Regions from separate parts of the Homo sapiens genome. Here region 2 is linked to region 1. A link is a loop called in an ENCODE intact Hi-C map of the cell type or tissue named here. Cell type or tissue: PC-3. All regions are shown on one strand. Each heading gives the region's core, and the rest is flanking DNA. Links, peaks and the distances in the headings are about the cores only. Region 1 has its middle 220 kb from the start of LINC02630. Region 2 overlaps PCAT5 (prostate cancer associated transcript 5).

Region 1 (11,536 bases), core at 2,213-10,212:
GAGCATGTCTGTCACATACAAACCAGCCAGTCCTGAGTTTTTTAGACTCCACCAACCCGTTATCTAACTCTCATACACAAAGCCAATAATGTATTCCCTGCCCTGAATCCTCCCAGAGCCTGGTACAAGGCAACTAGAGACACCCCTCTAGCCAAAACCCCAGTACTATTTAAACTAGTCAATTCTAATCCCTTTACCTTGCCCGGCCTTGCCTTTTCCATGGAAATCCCAGTAAAGAGTCCAGGCTATGCTTTGCCCTTGCTCCTGTCTTCTGACACTGACCAAAATCTGGTGTCCTGCGGCCCTGCATGGGATGCAGTGATGGCCCTGCTGTAACCTGTGGGTAGAATAAACTGCTTCGTGCCAGGCCTGGCTTTCTTTCGCGGCAACACCGACTTTACACCCAAGATTAACATAGCCAACATTTACAAATGATGCTCCATAATCATTTTCACACTCTTGCATTGTGCAACAAATAAATCAAAATTCTTGAAGCCACAATGTCTCAGTAGTAGCTTTTGTAGAGTTTCAATATTTTGTGCACAGTGCATATCATATATAAAGGTCTCTTTCTATTGGAATTAGAAATATGTGTTTTTCACAGTGAAAGCAACATTTTAGCTTGTTTTTCTTATTTGACTTGTTTCCACATTGGGCCAGGTTGTTTAGGTGACTTGTTGCCAAAAAAAAAAAAAAAAAGATGCCAATTTCTACACATGAGCCAAAGCATTTATATAGAGAAGCTGAATCTCTCTGTGGAAATTCATGGCTTTTGTAAAACCTATTCTGGAAACAAATTGCAAAATCAGTTCAGGATTATTTTCAGTTGGATTAAGAAGCAACTTGTGATCCTGGTGAATCCAAAATCAATGTTATTTTGTTAGAACAAAGGCAGTGCCAGTGGGGAGAGGGAGACAAAGTTTTTCTTCTAATCTTTGACTTAGGTTAAGTTTTACCAAAATAATGTTAAGGAATAAGCAGTGACCTAGTTTACTTTGATTTAATAAAAATTTGGCAAAAGTGTCTAATATGGTTTCTGGCCTGATTTAATTGTGTCTGGGAAGCTGCTAATATCCATCCACATAAAAATCCCTTCCAAGCTGCCAGAATGTCCCGGCTGACTTATTTGGCAGAAAGTAGTTGCCGTGGCCTCAGACATGAACCAGCGAGAAGTTGGACTCTCTCAGTTTATGCAGACCTGACATGTGCCTTCTGGGACAGCCCCTTTGATGGTTATAGTCATCATGGCACATTTTCCACGGGCAAAAAATGTTGTCATAAAAAACACTACAACGATATTTGATGTTAGGGGTGCTATAGTACCTGAGGATGGATTCTAAACTCTAAGTTTCTATGTACCTGTAAGAGGAGGACACAGTTCAGTTTTCAAGAGAGTCAATTACCTGAGTGGTAATGGAAGTGTTACTTTCATTGTAAGCTGTGTGATATCAAAGCATATACATTTGTCCCTATGTATCTGTGAGGGATTGCTTCCACGACGTCGGGAGATATGAAAATCTGCAAATGCTCAAGTCCTGGATATAAAATGATGTAGTATTTGCATGCAACCTACACACATCCTCCTGTATACTTTCGATCATCTCTAGATTACTTATACTACCTAATACAATGTAAATGGTATGTAAATAGTTGTTATACTACATTGTTTAGAGAATAATGACAATAAAGACAAAAAGTCTGTATATGTTTAGTACACATGCAATTCCTTTTCTGAACATTTTTTATCATAGTTTGGTTCATTCCATAGATGCAGACCCCAGGAATACAGAAGGCCAACTGTATTATCCAATAAACACAAAACTTAAAGGTATATCTTGTACTATGTTTGTAAAAATGATCAAAACCATGGAACAAACTAAAACGTTTGCATAACTTCAATGGCAATCATTTTAAAACCCAAATCTAAAACTTTAAGTGCAGATAGGCTTTGTTTAAGATGAGAAATAGAATGAGGGGTTCTGTGTAAGACGAAGGGAAGAGAAGGATCTCCAGCATCCCTTTCTCACACGCCCACCCTTGGCCTTTACCACAAACCATAAAAAGGAGCTACCCTGACTCCCCACTGCAAATGAACTCTGGCTTTCACCCGCAAAGAGAATTCTACTCCAGGGCTCATGGGACGGAGGAGCATAAGGCTAAATGCAACTCAGGTTTATGCGTTTGAGCCAAATAATTGGTGAGTTTGGCCAAGATTCAAGTTCATTCTGAAGCATTAAATCAAAGTGTTAGAGGTTTGCTTCCAACAGTTTGGAAAGCCTCTAGTAGTGAATTACGAATCGGTCAAAGCCCCACTCCCACCCCATAATCAATCTAGTCGAGGTGACAGAGCAAAGTGGTGCCAGGACCTGGCCTGTGTGGCAAAAATAAGCAGAAGAATCAGAACAGTAAATTTCATTGTTAGCAGCTCTTCTGAGCAAACAGGAGGGAACGAAGAAGGAAAGGAATAATATAACAAAGCAGAGACTTGGAAGAGGAAGGATACAGTTATTCCCAAGCAGAGTTGCAGAGAAAGGGTGGGAATCAAAAAGAGGAGGGAATCTCAGCACACCCCAAACTTAGGCTAAATGGTAACAGACATTTGATAGAGGGCTTTAAATTTAAAAACCAACACACAAACAAACAAACAAACAGAAATAAAAACAAACAACAACAACAAAAAAAAAACCCTTAATGTAGGAAGAGAAAACAGAAGAGACAAGAAACCAATTGGAGCAAAGTTACATTCCCCCAAATTTATCGGAAGCGGAAGCTCCCAGGAAGAGATCTGTGAGTACCATGGACTACACTGGCTGGAAAAGTGACATTCCCCCAAATTCATCAGAAGTGGACCCGGAAGAGATCCGTGAGTACCATGGTCTACACTGGCTGGGACGGGGGTGTGGCAAGGAGGAGAAGGAAGGGCTGAGAGGCTAAGATCTTAACTCTTCAGGTTTAAAGCAATGAAGATAACAAAGTTGCTACCTAAAGGAAAACAACACTTTAATTAACTAAATACAAAGCTTTTAATTCACCAGACATAGCATTAAAATATATCATGGGGAAATAAATGTATAAATGTAAATTATACTTTCCAGATCAAGCTAATCTTGATAAACAAAATTCCAGTCTCACAGCTGACAGAACGAGGAGAATATTCAATTAAATCTCAGAATCTTTAGAAATGAAAGGGCAGATGTGAGGAAACCCTAACAAGCACATGCATTGCACCTTCTTTCTGTAAAACATAAATTGGAACGCCTTGATTAACAGTGATGTCAGCTTCTACTTAGTGCCTGCAAAGAAAGTTTCTTTCGTGTGAGAAGTTTACGACGGCTGCCCCAGGATGCTAAATGGGTTTTTATCTCAGGGACAGGGAGGGGTGGCTGGGGAACTAAAGAGTAGTGGATGATCTTAACAAATGAAAAAGGATAATGATACCAATTCAGGCTTCCCAAACAAAGATGACTAACCACACTAAGAGAAAGCTAGCAGTGTGCAAGCACGTGATATACTAAATGTTGTTGTTGTGTGTGTAAAATGACATTTCTAAAAACATTTTGCCTCTATGAGAAAACAAAATATAAATTTGTTCTTTTCTCCTTTCCCTGTGGAAAAGTCTGTACTACTATTAAATAAGGCCAGAACATTTTATCTTTTTATTTGACAGATTCTCCCGCTCTCCTTATTGAAAATAACTTAACTCCAGGAACTGCACAGCCTCTCCACAGATTCTAAATAATCATGACTCCATAGATTATCCACGAGCAGCTGTGAGGGGCACAAAGATTTTCCTAGAACAGAGTGGGGAGCATTCTGCAGCAGCCTAGAGGCAGCTTTTCCCCAGCCCTCAAGTGATTTTTAAGAGCCAGCCGGTCTGGAAAATGTCGAATTTGTTTGTAGGAAAGGTAAACACTGCCAAAATCCACAAGTTCCTTCCGTAGGGGGCTGTAGAGCAAATTGGTCTACAGATTAAGATAGTTGAGACAACTTATGTTGGAGAAGTGAACCCCTTCGGCACTGGGGATTTCCCCCAGAACTGTATTAGAAAGCTGATAAATCTCTGCTGGAGGAATTACGAACTGTATACTCAAGAGGTAAAGGAAATTAGAATGGATCTCTTCTATAAATATCTTAGACAAAGTGAATTTTTAAGTGAAAAAGTAGGCCGGGAGGTTTAGTGAATTGGGTTAAATGTCTCAGCCACAAGGGCTAGATTGCTTGTTCTGTGTGACTTCACTGTGATTAGAACTATACGAAATGGTTTCATAGGTGATTGGTTACAAGTCAAGTAAAATGCTTTGATTAAAGTGGAACTGGTAAAAATTTCCTGCATGTCCTGTAATTGGAGCTGCCAAATAAATGCATGATGCCAGCTAAATTTGAATTTCAGATACACAATAAATATTTTTTTAGTACAAGCATGTCCTAAGCATTGCACATGACATACTTATACGAAAAAATTATTCAATGTTTATCTGAAATTCAAATCAAACTGCGCATTCTCTATTTTTATTTGCTGAATCTGGCAAGCTCACCAGTAACACATATAAAATAGGCCCATGTTTTTCACACTCCCACTCTCAAACTCACACTGAATTCATATTTGAATAAGTATGGCCAGGCTCTATGTCTAGAACCATTAAGATTAAGTATTATTTATGAGATGAAAATCCAGGCAGGGTTTTCTATGTAGTTAATTCTAAGAGTTACTTTGGGGAATTGAGTTTCTTAAGGTTTCTTCTAGGTTGTATTTTATAACTATCCAGGGAGTTTTTAAGAATCCCTATGTCCCGGATTCAGCTCAAACTAATGAAGCTAGAACCCCTGAATAGGACCCAGGCCTCTCTCCTTTTTAAAGCTTCCTGGCAACACCAAAGTGCTGCCAAGGTGAGAATCACTGCTCTAGATGGGTTGGTACCAACCTGCCAATCTGTGATCACAAAAACAAAAACAAAAAGGTGACTATTGCTTGCATTGCTGAATGTCATTTCAGTTAGCAGAAAATGTAGTAGCTTTTTTTTTTCTCCTTCCATGTCTGTAATTCAAAAGAACATACACAGCCACTGAAGGGAGCTAAATGGAGGTGTGAAGAATAGTGAAGAGAAGAAGGTCTGTAAAAAATTTCTAAACAATATCTTCAAATATAGCAGGCATATAAAGACTGTATCAGGCTGGGTTTTATTGGCACAGCTGTTAAGTTAAACATCCACAAATCTACGCTCTTATCAAGGGATTAAAACTATATAGAAACATACATGTTTACTTTCACAGTGCATAGAGAGTCACAAAGTGTATATTTCAAGGACATAGTACTCCACTGTTTGATTTTGTTTTTTCTAAAAATATTTCCTATCAGTGTCAGTTATAGAACTCTGAAAAATGACAGAAACACCCAGCCAAATTTACTATTTTTTATTCAAATCATGGGTTCCTTTCAATTCCAATGTGCTGTTAAAACTACTACATGTTGCAAAGATCACTAAGGTTGGTTTATTTCAGCAAATGTAACTGACAGCTGAGGCAAATGTAATGCCTGAAGACTAATACAGGAAAATTCTTTCTGGGTTTGTCCTAGAAGTGGACTGATAAGCCTGCTGCAGTGATGTATGCTTTCAAGCATTCCTTGTCAGAAAGCCCCAAGAATTTTTATATTATTAAAACCCCAGTCCCAGTACTTGCAAGGAGAGTTCCAAAGCAAGCTTCCGTATCTTATCACATACCACTGGCCCCACAGTGCATTTTGACACAAAGTATATTTACTTTCAACACTGACACATTCCCATTGCTCTACTCATGCCTCTCCTGGATTTAAGAATGCCATATACACTTTTCAACAAGTTGTTTTGTAATTTCAGTCCTCAAAATGCTAAAGAGTTCTAAAAAGAATAGAGTTAACCAAATCTTTCATTAGTACTAGAGAACTGATTGTCCCTATACACAGCGCTGATAGAATTTTTGGTTTGCCTGGTGTAGAAATCAAGAAATTATTTCATGTTTTATTTCATCTCCGCTCCCTTGTGATACTAAATACTGTCTATATTTAAATTCAAGGTATTTTCCTTTGCTGGAATTGTGCCTTCTATATTAGGGGGCACACATTGGTTAAGTGAAAAAAGGAGTTGTCTGTCATCAGATTCACCCCAAAATGCATATGATTCCTATGATCCTGTCCTTCTATACTTCTCTGTTCTTGTTCTATGTGTTCTCAAGCAATGCTCTCATCCACCTCAAACTCTTACATCTTCTCCTATGTATTACTCCCAAATGTGTATTTCCATCTCTAAAATATCTTCTAAGTTAAAATCTCATTTTTCCAGTTGTCCACGGAACATATCTCAGCTCCCTAGGCTCAAAAACTTTGACACATCAACCTTCACATAGTCAACTAGTTTACTCACCCTCTCTTCTTCCATAAGAGGTTCCCTATCTGTCTCTTCATGTACATTCCTGTTTCCAACTTCCTGTATCAGCAGCCTTCATTAACTCATATCCAGACTATTACTATAACCTCCTATTTGAGCTCCCTAAATCTCCTCCATATATAGTCCTGATCATGACACTCCCAAGGGTAAAAGCATTTTTTTTTTAAAGCTTAGTGTATTTTTATTCTCTACTGACTAAACAGACCATGCTAAAGATATGGAAATTAGAGCCTGGGAATATCAGTGAAGAGGGATTCTAGCAAATACTTCAGGATCTCAGTGGGAATCCTAGAAGTCTACACCCTAGGAGTATGGGACAACCAGAGGTAGACAGCCATACAGTAATTGCAACCAGCATTGAGTTGCACTCCCTGATCAGATTCATATCATCTGATGCAACACTGTTTCTAATACAGGCCAGGGTAAATGCTCTTGAAAAAAATATATCATCCAGAGTCTGCAAAATGTCTGTCATTCAATAAAAATTTACTAGGCATGCCATGAACTGTGACCAAGGAAAAGCAGTAGAAACAAACCCTCGATTTAACCAAGTTATTGAAGTGATTAGAGATGGGCTTTAAAACAGCTGTATTTAATATTTTTCCAGAAGTAGATGACATAATAGAACATTTTACTAGAGAATTGGTATCTATTAAAAAGAATGAAATAAAAGTTCTAGAGTTGAAAATGTGACACACTGAAATTTAGACTTGATAGACAAGTTTAACAGCAGATTGATACAACAAAAGAATTAGAGAGCTATTCAGGAGAAAAATACAGGCTGAAGCATAGAAACCAAAATAAAGGGATAAAGTAATACAGGAAAAATATGCATGGATATATGTACAGATTATAGAAGTATACATATACATATGTGTATGAGATATACAATATGTGTATATGAGACATGGAGAAAAATTGCAACTTATATATAATTCAAGTCTCAGAAGAATGGAGAGAGAACAAGGCAGAGAAAATATTGGACAAGATAGTGGTTTTCAAAATATGGCCAAAAAATCAAATCAAGATGCAAATCTTAGAAAAACTGCAGATCATCAGGAGGATAAAACACACATACGTATGTGCACACACACACACATGCCCACACCTCTAGTCGAATTATAGAAATTCTTCTGAAACTAGGGACAAAAGAAAATATTAAAAAAGTCTAAAGAAAAACATTATCTAAAGAAGCAATGAAGATTTACAGCTGATGTCTTAATAGAAATGATGAAATCAAGAAGACAAGGGGTGACATCTTTAAAGTGCTGAAAGAAAAAAACAGCCAACCTATAATTCTATACCTAGAGAAAATATTCCTCAAAAGTGAAAGAGAAATAGGTATTACCATCCATACAAAAACTGAGACAATTTGTTGCCAGCAGACAAGAATACACAAAAAAGAAATTCTTTTTTTCCAAATTTATTTATTTTTAAAATCGACATATAAAATTGCATGTATTTATTGTATACAACATGATGTTTTGAAGTACATATACATTGTGGCATGGTTAAATTTAGCTAATTAACAAATGCATTGCCTCACGTAGTTATCATTTTTTGGCAACAACACTTAACATCCACTTTCTCGGCATTTTTCAAGAATACAATATATCGTCACGAACTATGGTCACCATGCTGTATGATGGATTTGACATGGCAGAAGGAAAATGATCTCAGGTAGCAACACAAAAATGCAGGAAGAAATTAAAAACAACAGAAAGTATCTGAGTGATTGGAATCTAGTAGATGGATTGGATTTTGTGAGCCAATAGAAATGGACAGCTGTTCATTAAGAGTACTCCAGTGTTGGCCTCTCCAGTGACTCTTAACTCCATCAGGGCAGGACGTTTTTCTTATTCCCTGTTGTTACATTAATGCCTGAAACTGTGACTGGCATATAGTAGGCACTCAACAAACTGTTCAATTGAATGACTGAATGAATATTGTCTTCAAGTTTGCACTGTATTTAAAATTTGGGGGTAATAATAGACATGACCTTAGTTACCTAGACACAATGTTAAGGAGATTATGGACTGAGATGAAAATCCATGCTTATTTTTGGGGAAGGAAAGACCGGGAGAAAAGAGAGAGGAAAGGAAAAGACGCAAACTCATAATATTGTGGAGCCAATGCAGAAAAGGTTAAGGGTGAGAGCTCAATCCAATTGCACTCTGTGCTCTTAATATGTTGGAAGGAAAATCTTGTAGCAGTGGTGCAGAAAAGGCAGCCAAGTTTCTTTTTGGAAATATTTAGTCATTTATCATTTGTAGCTCAATACCATATCAAAGGTCTTAGTAGCAATTTTAAGGCAACACAATAAGGCTAAATATATCCACAATGAGGATTATCCTAAAGGAAAGGAAACCAAGGGTGATGCATATGTTAGCAGGTTTCTAATCAGTGAGACTCACTGCTGTTCTCCCTGTTAAGCTGAGATGGAATGGCTGCTACCCCAAGTGAGTAAGGTGACTCCCTGCTACCATCACCTCAGCATGCCAACAGCACAGCACTGCCGTTATCATCCCAGAGTGGTCAGGAGCTCATGCTATTTTTTCTGCGAGTCTGGGGAAAGATATGTTGGTTTCACAGTAGGGGAATAGTAGACAAGTGTCACAGTACCACACAGACAGGCAGAGAAAGGGAAACAGATTGGGGTCTTTAAAAAACTAGCTACAGGCATCAATTACTAAGATTTAAAACTAAAACCAAATTGTAAGAAAAAGGCATATATATTGGAGGTAGGATGGGGAACATTTGTAGATGAAACAAATAAGATGACTAAAACGTAATTTTCTATATTTAATTAAATGTTAAAACTATAGAATTTATTTTCTAGCTGATGAAAACTAAGAAAATTAGCTAATCTGTAATTTTATAAGTATTAACCACCTACTTTTATTTTATAATAATTTTATTAACGTATATTGATAGATGTTTCTATTAATAGATAGCATTACCCAGGTTTTTGTAAAAGATATATTGTATAAAATAGATATTTTAAAATCACCTTTCTTGAAGAAAATTAGTACCTTTAAAAGAGACCAAAACTCCATTAATTAATATTAAATTATTTTTAAATGAATTAAAATGGGCTATTTCTATACTCGCAAGGGCAGAGATAACATAAAGATTTTAGAGGTATTTTACAAGAGCTTACACAGGGGGAATTATTTCTTTCTCTCCTTTTTTACCAGAAATGATTATTATATAGATCCTTTTGGGGAGTACAGTTACCTATAAATATTTCCAGTTATAAAGCCAGAGTCTCTAGGCACCTTGGCTCTCTTTAAGCTACTTCCAATTAACTCAAGTTTTATCACTAGTCATTATGGAAGACAAATAGGAATGAGGTTCTCTCCTACCACTGAGAATGAGGTCAGAATGTTGGAAGAGGTAGAAGAAGTTTATTACAATCCTGATGGCATTTGTAGTCAGCTAGAACCTCAGTGATAAGTTTCCAAAATAAAAGCTTGGCAATTAAGAACTTAAAAAATTTTCAGACCTCTCATTTCACCTGGCCTTGAATACTTGTCTTGGTGTTCAAATGACTAAGAAAGAATATATAAACTTCATGTCATAGGATTGGACAGACAATAAGCTTCCAATAAGTGTTATTTCCTTTACCCCATTGAAATTTATAGTTGGTACTTCTCATCTACATGCATCAATTATTGTCATATGAAACAACTACCTAACTGCTGCTAATACTGATGGTTTATGTTTGCGTTACTTGAGAATTTCACATTAGTATAGAATTAACTGAGCTCAAGATGGATCAGTTATTTACTTAATATCTTACTATTGGCTTTGTATTTCTCTAAACAAGTTTTAGAAGTACACACACACACACACACGTGCACACACATATAATATCCTGCTGCTGCTTGGTTTTAATAAACAGAAAGCACCTAAGTAAACCAAATTACAACTATAAAATCCCTATCATTAATAGACAGGATCCTTCTCACTAGAAATTGTCATGCTTTCATAATTCTTCCTCAACCAGTGAGTTTGGTAGGTTAGTCATTTCAGGCTGGCTTCTGTCCTTGTTTGTCATGTCTACGTCACAAGGGTGTTGGAAGGATTAATTAGTTAACATGCAAGTTTCTTTGAAGATGAAAGCACTCTGAAATTGCTAAGTGGTGCTAGCATTCCTTCATAGTACATATTCTTCCTTTTATATTTGTAAAGATTTATCCACCTCCTATTAACCCTTTTGACTAACATTATTTACTCAGATTTTTTAAAATAATCAACTAGCTTGTGTTTTCCTCTACAGGCCTCAAATAGTTTTTTTAACTGATGTCCTCATTTCTCTTCTCAGTTTTTTCTTATGTGTATTTTTTCTCTCACTGAGAGGACCTGATATCCTTTTTCAAATCCTGCTGTTTATTTTCTTCTAGTTACATTTTTGTATCTGCTGGAATTGTGGACTGGTATACCAAAAGATCACTAAAGAGAAAAAAATTCACTATTGTGAAATATTAGAAGCTTGGGCCATGAGCATTATTAACTTGGATCAATTATCCCAGTCCAAAGGGCAGGCAAATCTGTCTGTGCAGTTCGGTGGTGCTGTGGGCGAACAGCTGAGCAAGAAAGAACAAGTGCCTTACTCCAAGGGTCTGAATTTTCACATGCAGTTATCTAAAAAGGCTTGTGTGAGACTGAGTGTACACTGAAAGAAATCTGATGAGGTTCCCTCAAGTATTCCAACTTCTTACCCTGGGTACAGCTAATGGTATCCAGCCCCATGGGCTATGGCTCTGCAAACCAGAGGAAGGAGTTCCTCCAGCAGACCCAAGCTGGGAGGAGGAGGCTCATTTCCAACAAACTCTGAAACACAGGGATGCTTACTACAGAGTTGTCACAATTATTTTAGCTGCTTAAATCTGCAAAGCAGAGCTGGTTTCCCACAATGAAATCCTGGGGTTTTCTTCACAGTTCCGACTATAAAGTATCCCTCAAATATTTTCCACTATGCTTTCAGCATTTTCCATTCTGATTGTAAGTGGGACCATGAAATGTTTAAAAAAATCATTTTTAAAAAGAGGTGCCTGTTTTATTACACATAAATATATATTTGTATTTAAGATGTACAATATAATGATTTG
Region 2 (11,536 bases), core at 2,435-10,434, 320 kb after region 1:
CTCACTGGAGTACAGTACCTAAGAAGCACACATTTCACACAATGATGGAAATTCACAAAAGTGCACACATATGAACTTCTGCATTTCTGCCCTTGTTAAGGTTATTTAACATAGTTAATCTATTCTATAATTTGGAGGAAGTTGCATTTGACAAATGTACGTTTGGAGAGGTTAGTTTGGAAAAGAGAGGGAAACACCTTTCTATCTAAATATTACACCAATCCAGAATAAGTTATTATATTTTCTCCTAAAGAATGATAGGTTATCAGGTTTAATCCAAAATAAAAGTATCCAGCTTCTATCGAAAATAGTTACCTGATTCAAAAAATGTATATTTCATCTGCTTTAAACACTGTCCAGACAAATCATCGGTGGAAAGCGGGGTATGGTTAGGGGGTCACCGACATTACCGTGAAGCCGCTTTATTCTCAGCTGCCTTCTGCTGCCAGAACCTTTGACAGCTGACATACTTCCATCATTGCTTCAGGGAGAAATCATGAAGTGCCATCCAGAGAGACTCGGGGAAGTGCAAAGTGACAGCAGGGAGAGCAAACATTGTCACACAGGCCCAGAGAGGCAACAGCTCTGCAGGAGTGGAGGAGTTCTAGCAACTTCTCTGCGTTTCAATGGCACACACGCAGCGACTTAGAGGTATGGACTTTATTAGGAATTAAATTGTTCCCACCGCTGCTCTGCTCCTTCAGGCCACAAACACGTTGGAGGATTATTTTGAAATTTTACTTCCGCAGCAAGCTCTGTCTGGGGAAGGCAAATGTGCAGAAGAGAGAGACTTCATTCAAAATCTGCACAATCAGTAAGAAAAACAGACAGCAGAATCTGAGACTAGCTCAGGGAAATGTGCAGTTAAAGAATATGAAAATAGAGGCTGGGCGAGATGGCTCATGCCTGTAATCCCAGAACTTCGGGAGGCCAAAGCAAGGGGATCGTTTGGGGCTAGGAGATTGAGGCCAGCCTGGGCAACATAGTGAGACCCCATCTTTACCAAAAAGACAAAAATAAGCCGGGTGTAGTGGCAAGCACCTATAGTCCCAGCTACTCAGGAGGCTGAGGCAGGAGGATCACTTGAGCCTAGAAAGTTTGAGGCTGCAGTGGGCTGTGATTAGGTCACTGCACTCCAGCCTGGGTGACAGAGCAAAACTCTATCTCTAAAGAAAAAAACATAAAGAGTATGGAAATAGGGTAGGAAATATTTAATCTCTGATGAGATTTCAGTACAAATGACTGGAAAGTAACAAGAAGATTATATCTTTGGGTGAAGGGAGCCAGTAGAGGTGGCTAGGAGTCCCAGCACAGTCACTGTGTGACCCAAATGCCTCTTGAGAACTCCAATTCTAAAAAAACAAAGGCTGTAACAGACATATAGATCTCAAACTTTTAGAATTATGTAAAGCATAATATGGTGGGGAAAAACAAAAGAGATTTGTTAGACCTACCTGTGTTCAAATCTTTTTCCAAACTTGTGCAAACCCAAACAAGTCCTTAAAGCTCCCTGAACCTCAGTTTCCTCATCTAAAAAATGATGGTGATCATCCTGCCTTTTAGGTCTAATGGGCATTGAAGATGATGCAACACGCAGGGCTTTGAGTTAGCTCTCAGGAAAGAGCAATGATTATTATTTTATTGCAGAAACCACCCGGGGACGGTAAACGCTTAGCGAGGAAGGTGGTGTTTGCCTTGGCTGATGCTCCATGGTGATGTGAACAAAACTCTGGGATTTGAGGGAGGCCACCTGATGCCTGGCAGACATCGAAACCACTCCCAAGGTCCATGTGTCTGGCAAACTCTTTCCCCGTCTCAGCATTCAAAATGGTATTGTTCCCCAGTCCAGCACAACCCACAGCTATACATCAGTTTCCTGCAAGGTGAGTCATGGTAACGTGAGAGCATGGGGCACACAGCCCACGACAGAAATTATGTCAACTGCATTTCCTTCTCCAAAACAGATTAGGAGTCTCGGTGGCACTGATCCATTCAAACTCACTCTTCATGCTGGATGTCACGCACACACTGATGGCCCCTGAGATGCAGAGCCAAGCCCAGGGAGCCACTGGCCTTGTCCTTATTTGCACAACTGACCTGCCTCGGCCCTTGGAGGAGGGATGTGGCCAGGGGTGTTGTTCTCTGAGGGATCTGTTGTTTTTTTCTATCCAGTCAGGGGCTGCTGTTCTAGGCTTTCCACCGCTGAATCTCAGTTTAGTCTCTCAAGGATTTTTACTCTGTGGATGTCCCTGTGCAACTTGCCTTCATGGGAATCAGAGTTGCTGCATAGCGACAGATAGACAACCCTCCCTGAAAAGCTGCCAGCCCAGGCTGGGGCTTTGATAGCAGAAGAGGAGGCTGGAAACCAAGAGCCTGGGAGCCAGGCTCCTCTCCCTCCACCAGGACGGGCCTCTGTCCAATCTACGCGAATCTGAGAACAGCAGCCATTCAGCCAACCAGGAGTTTATTTCCAAATGAGTCTTCCCACGACCTCGATAGCATCCCCAGGCGCAGCCCTGCAGCGGCACCAACCAGAAGCCGAGGGCCCTGCACCCTGGGCTGAGAGTCCCCAGCCACGGACTTAGCTTCCTACTGCCTTCCTTCCTAGACCAGGCTCCGAGGAGGAGAGCTGTGCTGTTGTCCACGCTTGGGCCTCAGCTGGCCAACAGGGAACTGTCTGGTTTTAGAGGAATGCACAGTCACAATAGGCCACCGCCTGGCCAGCTTCTTCCCAGATGAGACTTTCAACAGCTACCTCTTGAAGCTGTGGCAGCTTCCCTCCTTATGGCTTTCATGTCACCTTCCCCTGTACCCCTGCCCTTCACAGACAGGTCTTACCCAGGCAAACCTTTCCAGGCCACCCCCAAACAAGCCCAATCCCTGGTCTGTTTCCCTGGAGGCTTTCTCACATCCCTCCCGTATCGCCTGACTCCCGCTATAGACAACATGTTCCTGGAGAGCAAGGTCTGAACCATGATTTTTCTGTGAGCCTTTACACGTGGCATAGTCCCCAAATTAAAATTTAAAATTTCTTTATTAACTGGTTTTTTTTTCGGAGACAGGATCTCACTCTGTCACCCAGGCTGATGTATGGTAGTGCCATCATAGCTTACTGCAGCCTCCAGCTCCAGGGTTCAAGTGATCCTCCTACCTCAGCCTCTCAGGTAGCTGGAACTATAGGTGTAAGCCATCACAACTGGCTGTAGGTATTTGAATTTACATTCTTAAAATAGCATAGAATATGGAGTGAACAGTTTTGTAGGCTGCTTTTGCATGATTTTTATCATGCAAAACTATATGCTAAGCATTTTACATGTCATTAGCATTAAAACTATTTGGCAACTGACATCTTTGAACGACCATCTTTGTACAATTGTACAATTATTCCTATAAGAATATTTTTTCTCACAATTTCTAGCTTTGATGTTATGCTAAGAAAGGCCCATTGTACCCAAAGGCTATAACATATTTCTCTTAAAATTTTCCTAGTACTCCTATAGTTTTGTGTTTTACATTGAAATCAGCCTCCAAAAGTGCTGGGATTACAGGCATGAGCCACCGTGCCTGGCCAAAATTTAAAATGGATTAAGCATCTAATATGTAGTTGACATTCTACACGTTTCAAAGATACCATTCTCGTGATAATCGTTTAAATTTTATCATCACCATTTTACAACTTCACTTTTAGGGAAGACCTGGAGCCATTAAGTAATTTGAGATTTTGTGGATAATAATCTAACTTTAAAAATATGATTATCCCATTGTTCCAAACCTAATTATTGAGCAATTAATTTATCCTTTTGTCACTAATTCTAAATAAGGCTATTATCATATGAAAATTTCAAAATTAACTATGTTGCCCAGGCTGGTCTTGAGCTCCTGTACTCAAGCAGTGCTCCCTCCTCAGCCTCCAAAACTGCTGGCATTACAGGCATGAGCCATTGTGCCTGGCCAAAATTTAAAATTTATTAAGCATCTAGTATGTAGTTGACATTCTACATATTTCAAAGATGCCATTCTTATGACGATCATTTAAATATCATCATCACCATTTTACAACTTCGCTTTTAGGGAAAACCTAGAAGGAGTAAGAAACTTGTGCAAGGCTGGGCGCTGTGGCTCACTCCTATAATCCCAGCATGTTGGGAAGCTAAGGTGGGTGGATCAGCTGAAGTCAGGAGTTCAAGACCAGCCTGGCCAACATGGTGAAACCCCGTCTCTACTAAAAATACAAAAATTAGCCAGGCTTGGTGGCAGGCACCTGCAATCCCAGCTACTGGAGAGACTGAGGCAGGAGAAAAGCTTGAACCTGGGGAGGTGGGGGTTGCAGTGAGCCGAGATCATGCCATTGTACTCCAGCCTGGGCGACAAGAGTGAAACTTTCTCTCAAAAATATATTAAAAAAAAGAAACTTGTGCAAAATCACATTAGTGATCAACTGATTCCAGAGAAGGACATTGCCATTAACAGTCTGAATTACACATAGTAGGTGCTCAGTAAGTGGCTAAGTTGAGAAGTAGATGCAAAAATGCATTTAAATATTATCTCCCTGCCACGTACTCTGCATCTCTTTAATATAAATTTTCTCAATTTTAGGGAAATATGCAAAGGGACTGAAATGGCTGAGATATGGTTACATAATGACTGTTTAACAATGTCAGGTATAAGATGGTTTTTCTTAATGCTGATGAACAGCTTTCTCTCTCACAGAGGAATAAACAAGTGGGAACAGTTGTTCATTGAAGCAGGAAAAAATTACTCTCAACGAGCTCGACCACGGAAGTGAGATGTGAGATTTTAGCATCTCCATCTCAGGAGGTTTTTGAAGCAGAGAATGCAGAAACCAGCTGTCCTGGATGGATGAGTCATCCAGCAGGTCCTGGTGTCCGTGGGGCTTAAGCAATGTGCTCATAAGAGGCCACCTTCGAGAGGGGTCATTCATCCTTCATCGTAGGTGTCCCCAGGCCTGGAGTAGCGGGCCTCTTTTTTGAAAACACTGGGGCTTATTGCAAAAATGGAATTTCACACTCAACCACAGAAAATGCCTGGTTGCCATTAGACAGGTTGGCTCTGGACAAAATTGAGATGTAGTATTTCACATTTGTCTTGAATTGTTCATCTTCCCTTTTCTCCAAGCCTGTTCCTATACCCTCCTCTTTTGACTCCCCCCTTTCTCTTCTCATTCTTTCCTTTGATCAAATTCTTCCCCACAAGCGGTTTTTGCTCCTTCTGCATGTGTACTGTGCACACAATAAGTGCCTTTGAAGTATCCGCCCTCCAGAGCTCCTCTGGCCTTGTGGTCACGTGAAACACAGATCCTGGTCCTGATGCAGGTAGGTGGGCATAACACCCTCCTCAAAACCTACCAGCCTCATCTGTGACGTGGGATTCCTACCACGAACCCATCTCCATGGATGCTTTTAGTCCTTTTAAAGTTGGCTTCCATGAGATGACAGCCGTGCTGGGGAACTGACCTCAGTACCACGTCTCGCACGTGCAGCATCAAGCACCCTTGTTACACCCGAGGAAAATGAAAATACACACCTTTCTCTCTCTGGTAACAATTTTATTTTCAAGGCAATTGTTATTCATTAATCTCTACTTTTATGAGTAGTGGCTTACATGAATCAGTAATCAAATTTATAAGAGAATATACAAAGACTTCATCAGAAGCTTTTATCCTGCGCTGAGATCATAGTTAAATACTGTCACAAAAGTGAATAGTTTGAGGCTGATCTGGTAACGACTGTGTTCACATTTTAAAGTGAGTTTATCTAATGATGAATGGTTACGTTTTTTAAAGCAGGGAAGATAAGAGGTGTGTCTGCTGCTACAAGCAGGCGCCAGGCTCTTAAGAGAGGGCCCCCTTTTTCCCCGCCCATGTCACTGTGGCACGTTCTAAAACTAATGCAGAGTGGATGCATTTCGTCAGATTGTGTGGGACCTTCCTGAAATAGCAATTGAAGTTAGTTATGAAAAGTCTCACTCTAACCTATGCATGCGTGGATCCAGTTATGAGAAACCACCACTGAGATTGTTCCTCTGGTTTCTTGTGTCTCTCTTTCTCCCGCCATGGGGCTCTACAGACACAAATTACCACAGGACTCAGCAATGAGACAGATGAGTAGAAACACAAAGCCAGAAGCTGAGAGTTGTTAGTGATAAATCACTGTTCTACCCTCCCTGTTATGACTTTGAATTTGTAACATCTTTATACAGGCAAGTCCCAGCTAGGAAAAGTTTAATTATTTATAGCTCTGCTAGATACAATTTTTATAAGACGTGAGCGTATGTATAAGTACTCTGTAGTCAATAAAGCAAATAAGGTAATATCAGGATGAATGTGATGTAAAAGGGCTTTATTATAGTTTAGAGAGAGAGGCATTCTTCATATTTAACCAAAGTCCACTGTCTGCTATGAACTGAGTCTCTGAAAGCTCATCTTCCCAGCACAGCAACAACCCAACATGAAACTGAGTTAGAACAAGCATCTAGTGGCACAAGAGAAATGTGGACTTAGAGCAAAGCAAAGTACAGAATTTTAAGTACAGCAAAACTGGTAATCCCTTCCTGGGTCACAGCTATTGCCTGAATTGACGATACCAATTCTTTCAACCAAGTTGATCTGCACATCCCAATGTCTAAATGATGGCTTCTTGCTTTTTGATTATTTAGTAATGTGTTGCAAAACATTGCTATTGGAATCTTTGATATTATTTTCAGCGATTATTGAGCCCTCCTGATTAAGCATTCTATATATTCTACTATTTCTGAAAATAAATTTTTTTTAAATGGTCAGCATCATTTGATTTGGAAGTTCTACTTTGAAAATGAGAGGGAGAAAGTGATGACTTAGACTTATACAGCATTTCTAAATCTTGGGAGTGAAATTAGTCAGCAACTTAACTTTAAAATGTTAATTAAGTTGCTGTTATTACATGTTCTCTTTGTTTACTATTCACTTTTTAAAAATTGCTCCATTTTGTATCTCTACAATCAGTGACTAGCTGAACACCTAGATAAAGGCAAAAATCCTGTCCATTCATTCATTTTGGCCTTCAAACAAACAAGCATTGAACATTTACTATGTGCAGGACATTCTGCTAGACACTGGTGGTTTCATGAGTCAGGACAGGTCCCTATCCTCGGGGAGAGGGTGAGTAAGACACATAAATAAATGTCTCAAATAAATCATTGTATACGTGGTCACAGAGGCATGTGGATGAGGTACTATAAGGGACCTGTGTTTGTCAGTTTTGCATTGCTATAAAGGAACACCCGAGACTGGGAAATTTATAAAGAAAAGATTATTTGGCTCACGGTTCTGCAGGCTATACAAGCATAACCAGACGTCGGCATCGGCTTGGCTTCTGGTAAGGCCTCAGAAAGCTTTCAGTTATGGTGGAAGGGAAGGTAGCCAGCATGTCACATGTTGAGAACAGGAGCAAGAGAGAGAAAGCAAGAGAGAGATGAGGTGCCAGTCTCCTTTAAACAACCAACTCCTAAGTGAACAGAGCAAGAACTCGCTCATTACCATGGGAAATGCACCAAGCCATTCAGGAAGGATTCAATTCCATGACCCAACACTTCCCACCAGGCCCCACTTCCAACACTGGGGATCACATTTCAACATGAGATTTGGAGGGGATAGACATTCAAACTATATCAGGGACCAAAGGGAAAATAGCTAGCTCCATCCAGGGTATTCATGGAAACTTGCCCCCAGAGGTAACCCACTGGATTGGCCCTGAGGTATGGGTAGGAGATCACTTGGCAGACAAGAGTGGGGTAAGCCCAACAGAAGGAGCCACATAAGGGCAGGCACAGAAGGCTGGAGCCAGGGTATACGCTTGGGGACTGAAAGGTGTGCTCCAAAGTCTCCCGTGCAGTGCATTACAGAGAAGCAGCAAGAAGTGAGGTGGGCAAGGCCACCTATGCAGGGCACGGCATGCGATGACAGAGATTTGGCCTTAACCCTGAACAGGGAGGGGAGATTTCCCTGGATTAATCATTGCATGATGATCTTGCTTTCTATTTAACTGAGAAAGCGAAGGTGATCAGAAGAGAACTTTCACATGCTCTCCTCACTTGTCTGCCCACCTATCTGCATCTGGACCACTATATCATGTCTTTCCTTCTATTTCAAAAAAACAATTGGCCAAGACACCAATTATCCAGAGGCAAGCAGCAGCGGGACATCTCAGCCAGATGGGACCAGGGGATGAGACATGATGAGCAGCACCCCAGCAGAGGCAGCAAAGGGGCTGCAAACGTGTGTATCTTAACACCTCCAGCTTCTGCCAAGAGGAGCTCCCTCTCATCCACCCAGACCCTACCTGGGAGAGTTAAAAGACAACATTTTTTCCATATTCTCATAACTTTTATTACAGTATATTGTTATAATTGTTCTATTTTATTACTAGTTATTGTTTTTAATTTCTTCCTGTGCTTAATTTATAAATAAAACTTTTTCATAGCTCTGTATATAAAGGAAAAGAACATAGGACGGCCAGCCCTTCATGCCCATGGGTTCCACATATGCAAATTCAACCAACCTTGGATCAAAAATATAAAAAAAAATAAAAATAACCATACAACAATAAAAATAATACAAATAAAAGCTAATATAATATAATAACTATGTACATAGTATTTACATCATATTAGGTATTATAAGTGTATTTAGTCTGTTTTCACACTGCTGATAAAGACATACCTGAGACTGGGTAATTCATAAAGAAGAAGAGGTTTAATGGACTCACAGTTCCACGTGGCTGGGAGGCTTCACAATCATGGCAGACGGCAAAAGGCACATCTTACATGGCGGCAAACAAGACAGGATGAGAGCCAAGCGAAGAGGGTTTCCTCTTATAAAACAATCAGATCTCATGGGACTTATTCACTACCATGAGAACAGTATAGGGGAAATCACCCTCATGATTCAACTATCTCCTACCATGTCCCTCCCACAACATGTGGGAATTATGGGAGCAACAGTTCAAGATGAGATTTGGGTAGGAACACAACCAAACCATATCAATAAGTAATCTAGAGAAGATTGAAAGTATACAGGAGGTGTAGATTATATGCAAATACTAAACTATTTTATATAAGGAACTTTTGAACACCTGTAGGTTTTGGTATCTGCTGGAGATGCTGGAAGCAATCCCCTGCAGATACTAAGGGCAACTGTATATATATAAGGTTCTATATTATCCAGGGTTTCAGGCATCCACTGGGTTCTTGAAACATACCCCCTGCAGATAAGAGGGGACTACTATATTTAGATTGCTGCATACTTTAACAAGCATAGTCTACCTCCTCTTTCTCTTGGAGGGTCTATTTGCAATGAGGAAATTGAATAGAAAGGATTGCATAGGAGTCCCCAAAACTATTTGTAGGAGCCTTTCACCTTTAAGACTCAAGCATATACATGTCAGCACCTAGATTTTGAACAGACTGAATATTTATCCAAAGGGATGAAGTTACCTAAGACAGGTTGCTGGATTGTAGACAAGGGAATAGTGCTATGATCTGAATGCTTGTGTTCCCTTCCAAATCCATATATGGAAACCTAATCATTCATGTTTTTGTATAGGGAGTGGGCCCACTGGGAGGTGACTCGGTCATGAGGACAAAACCTTCATGAATGGAGTAAGTGCCATTATCAAAGAGAACTAGTTAGCCTCTTCCACCACGTGAGGACACAAAAGGTGCTGTCTATGAGGAAGGTGGCCTCACCAAACACTGAATCTACCAGTACCTTGATCTTGGACTTCCCAGACTCCAGAACTATGAGGAACAAATATCTGTTGTTTATTAGCTACTCAATTTATGGTATTTGTCATAGCTGCCCAAACAGACTAAATCAAGCCATACTCATGTGCACTCTATAAAGGTTGACGGTAGTGTGCAAGGTGCATTAGAAGGGGTGAAAACAGAAAGGAAGACGGCATCCCATCATGATGACTGGTATGGTTTGATTGTGTCCCCACCCAAATCTCATCTTGAATTCCACATGTTGTGGGAGAAACCCAGTTGGAGGTAACTGAATGATGGGAGCAGGTCTTTTTTGTGCTGTTCTCATGATAGTGAATAAGTCTCATGAGATCTGATGGCTTTATAAGGCAGAGTTTCCCTGCACAAGCTCTCTCTCTCTTTGCCTGCTTCCATTCATGTAAGATGTGACTTGCTCTTCCTTGCCTTCCACAATGATTGTGAGGTTTTCCCAGGCACGTGGAACTGTAAATCCAATTAAATCTCTTTCTTTTGTAAATTGGCCAGTCTCAGGTTTGGATTTATCAGCAGCATGAAAACAGACTAATACAGTAAATTGGTATCAGTAGAGTGGGGCACTGCTGGAAAGATACCCGAAAATGTGGAAGTGACTTTGGAACTGGGTAACAGGCAAAGGTTGGAACAATTTGGAGGGCTCAGAAGAAGATGGGAAAATGTGGGAAAGTTTGGAACTCCCTAGAGACTTGTTGAATGGCTTTGACCAAAATGCTGATAATGATATGGATAATAAAATTCAGTTTCAGGTGGTCTCAGATGGAGATGAGGAACTCATTGGGAACTGGTATAAGGGTGACCCCTGTTATGTTTTAGCAAAGAGACTGGCAACATTTTGCCCCTGCCTAGAGATTTGTGGAACTTTGAACTTGAGAGAGATGATGTAGGGTATTTGGTGAAAGAAATATCTATGCAGCAAAGCATTCAAGAGGTGACTTGGGTGCTGTTAAAGGCATTCAGTTTTAAAAGGGAAACAGAGCATAAAAGTGCAGCAAATTTGTAGCCTGACAATGCAATGGAAAAGAAAATCTCATTTTCTGAGACGTTCAAGAAAACTGCAAAAATTTTTATAAGCAATGAGAAGCCAAATGTTAATCCCCAAGACAAAGGGAGAAAATGTCTCCAGGGCATCTCAGAGGTCCCCATGGCAGCCACTCCCATCACAGGCCCTGAGGCCTAGGAGGAAAAAGTGGTTTCATAGGTTGAGCCCAGGGTCCCCATGCTGTGTGCAGCCTAGGGACTTGGTACTCTGTGTCCCAGCTGCTCCAGCTCTAGCTGAAAAGGGCCAGCATAGAGCTCGGGCCACGGCTTCAGAAGGCGCAAGCCTTAAGTCTTGGCAGCTTGCACTTGGTGTTGAGCGTTCAGGTGCAGGGAGTCAAGAATTGAGATTTGGGAACCTCCACCTAGATTTCAGATAGGTGGGCAGACAAAATGAGGAGAGCAGGTGGAAGTTCTGTTCTGATCACCTTTGCTTTCTCTGTTAGATGGAAGGAAGGAAGATCATCAACTGAGTGAAGAAGGTGCAAGAGGGCAGAAAGGACAGTGAGTCATGGGCAAGGGCCAGGAGCACTGAGTGGACCATAGAGATGGAGCCTGGCTGCCACGTGCACTCAAGTCCCCCTGGAAGCGCAGGGTGATGAAAGAGACTTAGAGCAGTAAGCCTGGGCATGTGGTTTTTTCTGGACACAGTTAAGGGGTGGAGGCAGGTCAAAGCATCATTGCGGACAGGGCAGTGAAGGAAGTG

What was found. Hi-C counts contacts between places; a loop is a spot of excess contacts. Peaks named below come from ENCODE experiments on the same cell type or tissue, not always from the same donor. Only the 100,000 strongest peaks of a DNase experiment are listed, where the experiment ranks them.
Region 2: a loop joins it to region 1, with 2.8 times the contacts of the local background. A loop is called at or near these places in 2 of 110 quality-filtered maps.

Annotation. Positions count from the first base shown.
Region 1 is chr10:36,109,245-36,120,780 of GRCh38, reverse strand. No RefSeq gene overlaps it. Among named protein-coding and RNA genes, the nearest start is that of LINC02630, 220 kb to the right of the region's middle. RefSeq lists a cis regulatory region at 8,168 and an enhancer at 8,084-8,253. In PC-3, for the core only: no CTCF peak of the experiment used is centred there; a DNase peak (open chromatin) is centred at 5,720.
Region 2 is chr10:35,785,829-35,797,364 of GRCh38, reverse strand. PCAT5 (prostate cancer associated transcript 5) reads right to left here. Exons shown (of 3, transcript NR_110138.1): 2 at 316-759. Among named protein-coding and RNA genes, the nearest start is that of PCAT5, 13 kb to the right of the region's middle. RefSeq lists an enhancer at 1,010-2,209. In PC-3, for the core only: no CTCF peak of the experiment used is centred there; a DNase peak (open chromatin) is centred at 7,144; H3K4me3 peaks cover 923 bases; H3K27ac peaks cover 3,744 bases.